2 separate regions of the Homo sapiens genome follow, and region 2 is linked to region 1. The links are chromatin contacts, found by Hi-C in ENCODE. All regions are on one chromosome and are shown on one strand. Each heading gives the region's core, a stretch centred on a gene start or an enhancer-like site at or near the end of the contact. The rest is flanking DNA. Distances are from core to core; before and after follow the strand shown.

Region 1 (6,232 bases), core at 2,217-4,716:
GATATAAGTAAACGTCGGCACCCAACTCATTAGTTTCTGGCTAAATAAAAGTCAACCGACAGAGCACAAAACAACAGATCCAATGAATCCACCTTCTTGTAAAATGAGGGCTAATGGCTGTATTCTGAAAGATTTTTTTAGGTAGACTTATTTTTAAAGGCCGGTTGCAATTTTAAAATGCATAATTATAGGGTAGAGTAATCAAAAGTGAGTGTGCAATTATTCTGCTTGTATAAATGGGAGAAGAAGTCATGAAGTTTCCCAGCTAGAGAGCTGTCGACCTGTAAAATGTAAAAATGTACATCTAAAGCTGTGAAACTTCTCACTTGAGTACAGTATTTTCTTCTTTCCTCCCGTCTCCCTCTGCAAATACCGTAAGTTCTTATTCTGACCTTGATGTGGGGACAGCACGAACCCTTCTCTTCCTGATAAACCCAAACAGAAAAGCAGATATAAAAGGAGAGGCAGATGAGAAGTGGAGGTCTACACTTTCCAGGGTTCCACCCTCAAATCCCCCGCCGAGGTTGGCAAAACAAAGATTCTGCCCCCTACTACAGTGACTTGTGAGTGGAAAGAAAGTCTTGCCTATCTGTCATAGGGACCCCAAAATGAATTCCTAAAAAAGCAACGCTGCTCTAACAGCAACTGGATCGGAAAGCAGAGAAAGCAGAGATGCAACCTCGGCCCTGTGGCTCCGGCCAGGCTCTGCTCCAGTGAGACCACTCGCTGGGAAACTGAGTTTCCCCCTCGATTTCAGTTTAGTCCCTAAAAAGTTCGCCCGGCCCTGCAAACACCACGCTCAGAAACGCAGCGGCCTCTTACTCTTACCTTTTTAAAGCGTGCTTAAGGTGCTTACTTCGCTTAAGGAAATATTTTTGCAAACACTTTCACTGGATGAATATTTTACTCGCAAACTTTCCTGGGCAAAATCTCCGGAGGAAGTTTCACATTAAAGCAACAACCAACAAAGCTTATTTTTGTAATATGTGGCTCTCTAACAGTGCCAGTATGTTCTCACTTCATTTAGTTATAAAATATAAAAGTGTTTGGTTTTCAATTTTTCTAAATTACTTGCAGGGTACAAGGTGGGGGTGGAGATGGTGAGAAGGGGATCCTTATGCCATCTGGCGGTGCCATGTGGAACTTCGCTGAAGAAGCTAAATTTACTGACCATCTGTGCCTAGAGCGGGTTTCTCCAAGGAAAGGCTCTGTAAATCTCGTCCTTTTGAAATCTAGGGGAAAACAGCCTCCTTCACTGAGGATTAATTTAAAGAAAGGGGGAAATAGGAAAATTCCATGCGTTGGAAGTCCATTTAGATTTCTACATGAACCATCATATATGTGCACTACATAATTCTTATTTTTTTATTTTTAAAAAAGGGATAATTTATATTCCAGTGACAAGTTTGGGAAAGGCCAAGGCAAGCAATTGAGTTGAACATTATGTAGCGTTTATATAGACCTTGCAGACGTCTGTGCAATATCCACCACTGAACACGTGAGGTCGTACTCAAGTCTCTCTGGCCCCTGGTAATGTGACTCCCTTCCTTTATTTGCATGAATCGCCTGGATTGGGTGTCAGGTTTTTAAAACGTCAAGGTTTACGCCTATTGTTGTCAACCAATCAGCATCCTACTTTGACGTGATTGGCTTCTACTGTAGGTGTCAATCATCCAAAATTTGCATACTACTCCTCAGGCCGCCGGGAGCCTGTCAGTCGGCTGTGGCAGCTGGAAGAGAAGGAATCGGACGGAGAAGAATGAAAAATCACTTTGCTTTCGCAAAGCGAAAGAAAAGTATTCTTTTCCTCATTATTTTTAAATAAATTTGATTGTATATTTACCTAATAAAATAAACATTCAATTAAACAAAAATAAGCAACTATCAAAGATTTGTTTACTAATTTTCGTAATGTTTACTGTTTCAATAAGTAGCCAAAGGAATATTAAAACACAAAAATATGAATGCTGATAATTTTATGTCATAAAGACCATTTTAAAACTAAAAGTGAACATGGGGTTTCTAAATAAAATTACCGTGGTAGCGTAAAAACACTGCTTTCAATACTTGGGCATGCTGAAAGTGCTGCATCCTAAGATAAAAAATACACCAAGGGGGGGATTTCAAAGAACATTATTTTGCTTTTAATAATCCTGTATTTCTGTCACTTTGCCCTTTTTATTTATTTACCGTGAACTCACAGACAGAATATTACTTGGAGTTTCTGAAATACTTGTGTTTGTACATTTCTCATCTTACACGTACCCACACACCCCAAAATAAAAAAACAAAGAAGAGGATCTCAGGGACTGAGAAGTCATTACCGGTTTTAAAATTCAGAATTCGTAAAACCGAAGCTCTAATTTGTCAGTTACAAAATTCTTCTAGAACCACTGTAATTTAGAATATGTGCAGAACTATAAGATGTTTATTATTTCTTTAAAATATATGTGAGTACAAACCAACAAGTTAACAGCTTATAATAGGAAAGCACTCTCCAGACTTCTGCCCATCTCCATCACGCCGCGGAAACTTGTCTGAAAGGAGAATTTGGATGCAACAGGGCAACGGAGCGACGTTTCTCCTCTGCACTAAGCCAGCCCTCGCCTCTGAAGAATTTTGTACTAGGCGTTCACTAGCACTGAGATGAACTGGAATTATTTCCACAGCATTAACCGAGTTAGGAAGTTTTTTTCAAACTTTGCATTTAACGGATTTTTTCCATCGGCATTTTATCTTTGCCACCATCGTTTTACTGGTTGCTGCATCTTTCTAGTTTTCTTTCCTTTTCTTTTTTTCTTGCTCTTATTCTACCTTTCTTTGCTTTCTCTCTCTCTTTTTTTTTTCTCCCAGTTAAGGATTGTCACAGTGTGCCGGGTGTCTTTGTAAGTTCGTCCCTCGTCTTCATGATTACAAGAGGCTGATATATGTGTACCTGTGCCTACAGGGGAACTGAACAGGGCTAAGTGAGTGCTGAGAGGAGCTGGGGGAGAGATGTGTGCTGCAGATGAAGGTACGGCTGGGATGTGAAGCTAATTTAGTGTGTGCTTTACAAGGAATGCACAAATCAACACAGCGCTCAAATTAAATCTCTTCTTGAGGGGCTTAAGTATCTTCTTCAGGAAGAGTAAAGCATGTCTTCTAGTTCTACTTCCTTCCCGGTTAGCCAGCTGCTGGAGAGCCCCCTCAGTAAATTCCTTCCAGATCGACCTCAGTGTGGGTGAGAGCGCAGTCTGTGACCACCAGCGCTTCTGACTCAGCGGAAAACGCCGGCAAACAGGACTACACCTCACCGCGGCGGCAAAAGCGGCCTCAGCTCCAGCACTCACAGCCACCACTTTCACCGTCGCCCCGCCACCACCACCTTCGCTGCCTCAACCCTGAGAGAGACACACACACACACACACACACACACACACACACACACACGCACGCACGCACGCGCGCGCGCACAAACACCTCTCCCTGCTGTCAATCATACATGCGCGCCATAGCGCGCATGCGCACTGGTGGACTCCAGCCCCCACCGATCCTACGCCCTGTCTCTGCGTCTGGGACCAGACGCACCAATAAGAGAGCGGATTCGGGGGCGGGCCACAAGGAAGTAGCCAATGAGAGCGCGGTTGGAAGCCAGGGCTAGAGAGGAGTAAATCCTTCTGTCGTCCCCGTTCTGCCGCCCCCGCGATGATTTATGCGTCCTTTTTATTATTTGTAACACTTTGGGAAGTTATTAAAAGGAAGATCTACTGCTTCCTCCTTTTGGGTTAAACTGGATGGCAATGTTTGTCACTGGCCCTTATTAGAGAAGAGTGTGGCGAGGTGGAGGGCCGTTGGACGCTGGGTTTGTTTGTGTGGGTCTTGTTTTTTATTACAAGACACATTATCCTTTTAATTACAAGCTGTAGACAGGGCCAACTTCGAAGGTCTTCGTGGCGGAGTGATCTTGGATCATTCAGGGGGCTGAAACCCGATGCCTTCTGACTTTCGCGTCCGTACTCTTGGCGTTGGGAGGAGCCTCTCAGGAAGGTGTTGCAACCTTTGGTTGTACCAGAAGGAAATAAGCAAACTCCCATCACCCCCACCCCCATTCCCCGCCCTAACACGGAGTAAACTTCGGCCTTTTTCCGCTTGGATGCTCATTAAGAGTTAGTTGACTTTGTAGCGGATGCAATAAAATTTGGATGGTTTCAGGCCCCCAAACAATCCTGGTTTCTGTTTTCCTCTCTCCCTAGGCACACCCCCAAGGAAATTGCCTTTTCAGCAGGCGCCTGCGGGAAAGAACCGCAGGAGACAGATTCCCTTTAGAGATCTGCATGGGGAGGAGGGAGATATGGAAATAAAGAGGGCCAAGGTAAGAGGACGGAGAGGCCATAGAGGACTTGCATGTTTGGGTGTGAGTTTTCTGGCCAACTAGGGGGAAAATCCACAAACCTGAGGTATCTGGTGGATGCGCTGAAAAATTAGCTCTCACCTGCAGAGTTACTCAACCCTCGTGCGCTTCTGCTCTGCCGGGAAGGGCCAGTCTCCGAGGGCGGAATAAGTATGGGTATTGAAAGGCAAGTAGGAAACAGCAAAAGAAAAGAACAGATACAAATTTTCTACTCCCGACCTCCAAACCAAAATCGCACTTTCAAACGTAAAACGCAATTCCAAGAAGACTGGGATGTAGGGAGTATGCGATGCCTCTGTTCAATAGGTCACTGTCAGGAACTTCAGTTTCTGGTGTTCAGATATTTGTATTTGAAATTAAGAAAATCAACGCAGGAGGGGTTGCTGGAGGATAAAGTGGGGTGACGAGAGACCGAAGGAGGGGGAGGAGGAGAGGGGTAGAAGGAACCAAGAACCATCTGATGGCAGAACTGGGCTGAAGGAAAACAAAACCGTGAACTTCAAAGCTCAGGCCTAATCTCCCTCAGGTTAATTTCTGCTTCCTAAAAAGTTTGATCAGGGTCATAAATCACTCGGTCCACCCTTGCCGGTCCTGCCTGGTTCCCCAAGGTTCTCTCCCCGCAGCCCGCTGCAGGGGCGCAGGGTGAGTCTCCAGCCCAAGACCGTCTGAGGCTTCCCGGGGCAGGAGGGCTCCCGGGGCTGAGTGGGCGCACGGATGCGCGAGAATCCGCGTGCGGGGGAAGCGGGGAGGCGAGGGTCTAGGGAAGGTGCTGGCAGTGTTGCGGGCCAGACTGTGGAGAGATCCCGTGCAGATGCAGTTTCCATTCCGTCCGGCCTCAAAAAAAAAAAAAAAACCTTCAAGTGTGTCTGGCGTGCTGTTTGAAGAAGGTTACAGCGTGTTTAGAGATTTGCAAAGCTCTGCCGAGCAGTAAAGATTAGAAAGGCCTGCCTGAGATTTGTCAAATGACTTCCGGTAGCAGAGCCCCCAGTAAACAGGGAGGGCCCGGCAGCCTCAGATCTTGGCTCGGTCGGGGCCTGTAACTCCAGGCTGCACGGCGCGGAATTGGTACGGCCGCACCAGGCGCGCTGCGAGGAGGATGGGCCTGGCCGGGGACCCGTGGAGGATCCGCCTCCAGTCCCGAGGAGGTCCCCGTTTTGTGGCTGTAGTGATGTGGCGTAAAAGTCAAGTCGTGGACTTTTCTATTGGCCTTTCCGTGCAGGAAGCCCTAGATGTAGACCAAGCACTAATTTGGTGAATTTGTAGACCAACTTGACTGAAAGGCTCGGGGAAATGTCACCTAGATGAGTCTGACCCTCCCTAAATGAAAGCCATCTTGGAGGAGGCCAGGGAGTGAAATGGCTGGGGAAGGCCCGGCAGGTCTTCATCATAAGAGTCCACGTTTCTCAGCAGTAACGATAATATTTTAAAACAAAGCAAAACAACATTGTCAAAAAATCTAGGAGACAGTGATCACTGCGGTCAGGGGCGCTTAGTGGGCCGCAGCTCATAGGAATGCTGGGGTTTCCCAGATTCTTCCCAGACGGGCATCGCTTTCCTCTAGGAATGACAGTTTCCGCCTTGGCTCGCCTCAGAGGTGCGCATCAGAGCCAGCTCAGGAAGCCACTACCTGTCACAAAACCGACCACACCATTCTGGTTTACACGGAGCATATAGCTTGGGGTTACCCAGCTAAAATAAATAACTGAAGGGAAATTGTTGGTCAAGAAAAACAAAAGGAAAAATATATAATAAAAGGGGTATCTATTGTTGGACGTGAGACGGGTCCCTCTACACACGGGAAGACGAGGCAGAGGAGATGTTGTTAATGCCCCTGGGTATTAG
Region 2 (6,232 bases), core at 1,964-4,463, 540 kb after region 1:
CAGAACAGCTCAGCCTTAAGTTGGGAGTAAGATTTATACAATTCTGCTGATAATATTTATTACTCATTTTAATTGTTTGCATGGTAATATTGAAGCCCCCCAACTGTTAGGAAATGTGCATTATTTTAACAATACTGGGTATCAGTAAATAAAATATGCTAAATATTGCTGAAAATAAACACTAAGTAACTCAATTTGTGTCATTATATGTGAGGAATGGGAAAAGCTTCTTGGAAGAGGTGATATTTAATCTGGACTTGGAAAGATCGGTGATATTTGAACAGTTGGACATGAAGTTCAAGGGCATTCTAGAGAATGTCATGGGAGAGGAAATGCAATAGCATGATTTGGGGATGTACTGTAGTAGACAAATAAGGCTGGAGCTGGGTTAGGTGCAGATTGTGGAGGGTCTTAAATGTCTTGCTAAGGGAGTGTGGAGTGCCTTTCCTCAGCAGTGGGGAACAGAGATATTTGAGTTAGTTACTGTGTATTGATTCCAGATAAACGAATAAAGCATATAGTATGTATATATTTTTTATAGTTTTTTTGGTATATTTTCATGAAAAGTGTGTATGATTTTAGTGAAACCATAAAAATCCATTTTCATTCCAATTTAGATTCTGTTTTAAAGTAGTTGCCAAGGAAACTAGTAAGTGACTGGTTATGCCCGATTTTCCCTAAGTTCAAAATTAGATGCAAATTCTTCAAAGAGACTACTTGAAGGCCAGTAAACATTTCAAAGGCAGTCAAGCTCAGACGCCTGGGTGTGTGGGTGCAGGAGGGTTAGAAGGGGGGTTCTGATGTTCCTGGAGGGAAGAGATGCCTTGCCTGTGTAGGCAAAGAGCTACTTTGAGGGAAAAAAGCTGAATGAGTTAGAGGTGAGTGCCCAGGAAGAGAAGCTGGAAGTGAGAGGTTCCACTGAAGTGCCTAGAAACAGACACTCTTTAATGGAGACAAGACCAAATTTCTGGAGTTTTCCTTTGTTTACATCTTTTTATCTTGTCTCGTTTCAAAAAGGAGTTAACTTTAAATATGTCCCTGAATAAACACGAGGCAGCATGACTCCATCGCAGGTAGAGATAGGACTAAAACATGATTCTCCTAAACTTTAACCCTGGAGTTAGCTCACTTAATCCTGTAAATCTCTGCAAAGACTAACTTTGTTCCCTGGCTCCTCCGTGGTTGCCAGGTGGTGGATATACATTCTACAACAGAAGAAACTGGAATCGCTAGAGGTGTCTTTTTTTAGGGCAAGGAAGCATTTCCCAGAAAACCCCAACAGATGTCCCCTGGCTTGGCCTTGGCCAGGACTGGTCACATGCTCTTTTCTAAGCCAGTGCCTGGGCAAGGGAAGGGGTTGGTCATAACGGATTTAGACTACTTAGGATTTACTTCTGGGCCAAGGAGAGGGAGGGGGTGAGGGAGGGGGTGAGGGAGGGGGTGAGGGAGGGGGTGAGGGTGGGGGCGGGGGGCTGGCCCGGCCTAAGATGGCTGGGGGTGATGCGTTCGGGGGACAAAGGAGTGCTGGACAGTTGTGTGAGCTGTAAGAAGGACCCGGAAAATACTGCAGAGTGATTGAGAGTGTAGAGGGGCCTGGGTTCTCACCTGTGCTCCCTCCCACCTTAGCTGGGTTATGCTGGGAACCTTTCAAGGCTTTGCTAAGCCTGGGTTTCCAGGAGTGCAATAAGATCGCTGTGATAAACATGTAGGTAAAGCAGTTGGCATAGTACCTTGCGTAGAATAGTCCTCAGCATATGTTTACTACTGTCGTTGTTGCTATTAATAAAAGTGACCTAGCTCCTCTCCTCGAGAAGTTCACAAGGGGCCCAAATGTGACAGGGGGAGCTATCAGAAGGCGGGAGGTGACTTCTTGCCAGGGAGCAAGCCAGGGCAAGAAGAGAGGCGCCGTGAAGCCTGCGTTCCCTCCCGCACGCGGCTTGCCTCGGTGGCCACACGGGGAGCTCAGCAAGGCCCAGGGTTCGGGAGGCGGGTCCTGCACAGCGACGCAGCCTTGTCCCGGTGGCCGCAGGCCTGGGGAGCAGGGCGCAGCACACCCGCCGCCCGCTTGCAGGCGAGACGAGAGCGGGGCGCCGGGATGCTGGCGTCCAATTTAACCACCAGGGCGCACGGGACGGAGGCCGGGGGTCCCGCTTTTCCGTCAGAGTTCGCGGTCACGAGTGGAACCCACTGAGCACTCTAGTTTCCTGGTATTTTCATGGCAGTAATTGGATGACAGAGTCAAGAGGCAGGGCCTGCGCCGACACTGACTAGCAACGCGCGGCCTCTGAGCCGCGCCCGGCCGCCCACCCCTTCCTCCTCCAGCACCGGGCCGGCTCCCCCTCCCGGCCCGGCTCGGCGGCTGGGGGGTGGGCGGAGCCGCGGCCGGGCAGTTCATTATGTTGGACAGGGCGCGTCTGCGCCTCCGGCCGCCGCGGCTCCCGGGGCCTCCGCCTGCAGCCGGCGGCGGAACGAGGGCAGGCGGCTGAGACAGGCGAGCTATTTGCATTCCCCGGCAGTCATTTTTATATGCGGAGGTAATGAAGTTGTCAGCGGCGCCCCGAGTGTGGCAGAGCCTGATATTCAAATCGCCCTGCCCGCTCCGCCTGCTCCCGCCCGCTGGTCCCGGGAGCCCCAGGCTGCGCGCGCCCGCACCGCATCGCCGCTTTGCCCCGCGACCGCGCGCGCCTCCTCGTCCTCCCCCGCGCCTTTGTTTCCGTCTCCTTCTCCTTTCCCTCCTCTTTTGTGTCGGGCCAGACTCAGCCCCAGAAACCAGCCACCCTGCCGCGTCCGACTGCCAGGGATCCCTCACGCCGCGAGGTGAGCTGGTCGCAGGTGTGGGGAAGTTCGCGGGTGCAGCTAGGCCGCCGCCCTCGCGCTCGACGCCACGCCCGCCTCCTCTTTCCTTCCCCAGGGGCCCCTTGCCCTCCCTTCACCTCCGTCTCCAAGAAAGATGACCTAGTACTGCCATTACCGTTTGGGCCTAGAGGAGTTTTCGTTCCTCTTTCCGAATGCATATTTGTGGTCATTTTTTATGATTGCAGAAACCCAACACACAGCTATTCTGTCAGGCTGCCGAGAAAAGGCTGTTCGGCAGTTGCAGCCCTGGTGAGGCAATGAGGAGGAAAGGTGGACGCACCTGCCTGGAGTGGTTGAAGGAAGGCAGTGAACATCCACGCTCCTGGGGTTGGTTTTCCTGAACCTCTGTAGCTGTGCTGCTCACTGGGGCAGCCACTGACCACAAGAGGCTGCCGAGGGCTTGCAGTGTGGCCAGGCCAGACCAGGATGTTCTCCAAGTGGGAAATACACACCCCATTGTAAAGAAGACTGTATGGAAAAAAGAATGTGAACTGGCTCATTCATCATTTAAAAACATTGATTGCATATTGAAATGATAATATTTTGGGTATATGGGGTGAAATAAAGTATCATGAATTAAATCTTTTTTTAAAAATGTGGCCACAAAGAACATTTAAATTTACACATGTGGTTCACATTATATCTCTGTGGGATCGCACTTAAGACCCAACCCCACCCATCCTCTAACTCTGCCCTCTCAGCTTGCTCTACAGGTACTTTGGAACAGGGCAGGGATGGAGGGAAGGTCCTTGTATCTTAGGGATCAAATGCCCAGGAAAATAATTAGGAGGTGTTTGGGATTATGCTGAAAACCCTGACAACACTGAATAGCAGATGTCTCTTTCTTTTCCCTTTGTTCACTGTAAAGAAAAACTTACACTCCCCCACAGCCATGCCACAATTCCATGGACCAACCATTCATGTGTGAAGGTGGGCCTCTAGGAGTGTTTTGTGCCTTTTAGGAGTTATTTGTGGCACACTAAACTTGCTGACATGCCATTTAGAAAAGTGAATACTGTGTACGCACTGTAACAACTATTCCATAAGTATTTTTGGTGTACACTGTTCCTCAGCACTCACAGGCTTCGGAGTAGGGGCTCCCGGAGTATGCATTGACACGATGCGCTGCAAATGATCCGGGCGTGGGGAAGTCCCCGAGTGTGCATTGATTCCACACACGGCCACGGCTCCTACAGGGCTTTTATGGTGCAGCTCGCCAATGATCCGTGTGTTAAAGACTCCCCAAATACACATTGACACGATAGACTGGAGTTGTTTGGGTCTATCGTGGCAATGATCCGGGGATAATGGCAGTGTCTTATACAATTTCACTGAGATTGGAGTGCTCATGGTCCTAATGGCAGAACCGGAACTGCCCCAGTTAAGTCCCACCATGGCGCCCAGTAAAGGGTGTGTGGGTCTTTGACCTTCTGCTTCATGACACTGTGGCATTGCTAATTTTACTGATATTTTAACTAACATAATTGAGTTAGCATTTTTTTCCCCCTGAAAATTCATTTTTGTAATTCAACACCTGAATTAGGGAGTCCATCTAGTGATGGTTTCATTTGGTTAATCATAAGCTAAAGACCTAGGAAAGGTCATTCTTAAACCTAAAGTGTTTTGGGAAAAATAATCGTGGGAGATGCATATGAGCTTGAGACAGAGTTAATATGGAATAAATAACCTCAGTCCTGAGAAAACCTAGTTGGCTAGGCTGAAATAGACAAGATGAGAAGGTGGGAAGAAGATGTTTTTAAAAATAATGAAAGTAACATATTCAATAAAAATAATTCAAACACTGTAGAAGTGTATGAAATAAAAAACAGAATCCTCCCACTCCTTCCTTCCTTCTTTCTATACCATTCACTGTTACAAGCACTATTAATATTTTTGTATATTCTTCCAGTAACTTAAAAACACATGCAAATATATACAGTCATGCATCTCTTAATGATGGGAATATGTTCTGAGAAATGCATCGTTAGGCGATTTCATCATTGCACGAATATCAGAGAATGTACTTATACAAACCTAGATGGTGTAGCCTACTACCCACCTAGGCTATATGGTATAGCCTATTGCTCCTAGGCTACAAACCTGTACAGCATGGTACTGTAACAGAATACTGAAGGCAATTGGCCAGGCACTGTGGCTCACGCCTGTAAATCCCTGCACTTTGGGAGGCCAAGGCTGGCCTTCAAGACCAGCCTGGCTAACATGGTGAAACCCTGTTTTTACTAAAAACCCCAAAATTAGCTGGGCTTGATGGCATACACGTGTAGTTCCAGCTACTCAGGAGGCTGAAGCAGGAGAATCACTTGAATCTGGGAGGTAAAGTTTGCAGTGAGCAGAGATCATGCCACTGCACTCCAGCCTGGGCAACACAGCAAGACTCCATCTCAAAAAAAAAAAAACAACACTGTAGGCAACTGTAACACAATGGTGAGTACTTATGTATCTAAATGTAGAAAAGGTACAGCAAAAATACAGTATAAATGGTAAAAAAAGAAAAAATACAACTGTATAGGGCACTTACCATGAATGGAGTTTGCAGGTCTAGAAGTTGCTCGGGTGAGTGGAGTGAGTGGCGAGTAAATGTGAGGGTCTAGGACATTGTGTATACTAGTGTAGGCTTTATAAACACCGTACACTTAGGCTACACTAAATTTATATTTAAAAAGGTAATTGCTCTACAACATTGTGATGGCTATATTGCCACTAGGCTATAGGAATTTTTCAGCTCCATATTAATCTTATGGGTCCACTGTTGTATATTTGGTCCATTGTTGACCGAAATGTCATTATGTGGTGCATGACTGTATATCTACTCTTTGTTTACACAAATGGGTTAATGCTGAATGTTAATCTTCAACATCTTATATTTTCAATTAATAATACAGTCATGTGCCCCATAATGATGTTTTGATCAGCAATGGACTGCATATACGATAGTGGCCCTGTAAGATTACCGTGGAGCTGAAAAATTCCTATCGCCTGGTGATGTCTTAGCCCTTGTAACATCTTAATGCAACACATTAGTTGTGTGCTTGTGGTGGTGTCAGTGTAAACAAACCTACTGCGTTGCCAGTTATTTAAAAGTATACCACATACCACAGTATGCCACATTATCAAGTACATAATCCTAGATAATAACAATAAACAACTGTTACTAGTTTATGCATTTACTATACTATTTATTATTATTTTAGACTACTTTCTACACATGCATACACACATATTTATACACACATATATGTATAAAAGTTAACTATAAAACAGCCACAGGCAGGTCCTTCAGAAGGATTCTAGAAGAAGGAATTTTAATAGAGGAGATGGGGGTGGGCACGGTGGCTCACACCTGTAATCCCAGCAC

What was found. Hi-C counts contacts between places; a loop is a spot of excess contacts on that map. Pooled maps may share reads with other maps.
Region 2: a loop to region 1 is called in a pooled map, with 3 times the contacts of the local background. The contact joins the promoter of SNX10-AS1 here to the enhancer-like site in region 1. A Hi-C loop is called at or near these places in 4 of 37 single-sample maps with no recorded cell type and 7 of 50 pooled maps.

Annotation. Positions count from the first base shown.
Region 1 is chr7:25,853,610-25,859,841 of GRCh38, forward strand. No RefSeq gene overlaps it. Among named protein-coding and RNA genes, the nearest start is that of LINC03007, 67 kb to the left of the region's middle. RefSeq lists an enhancer at 3,129-3,208. Within about 2 kb of position 3,467, at least 20 of the 41 ENCODE cell types and tissues checked have a DNase peak (open chromatin) inside an H3K27ac peak, as active enhancers do.
Region 2 is chr7:26,396,205-26,402,436 of GRCh38, forward strand. SNX10-AS1 (SNX10 antisense RNA 1) reads right to left here and starts at 3,214. Exons shown (of 2, transcript NR_136272.1): 1 at 3,137-3,214. It overlaps LINC02981 (long intergenic non-protein coding RNA 2981), which reads left to right and starts at 2,365. Exons shown (of 5, transcript NR_148502.1): 1 at 2,365-2,817. RefSeq lists enhancers at 1,501-2,457, 1,532-1,771 and silencers at 2,242-2,701, 2,792-2,901.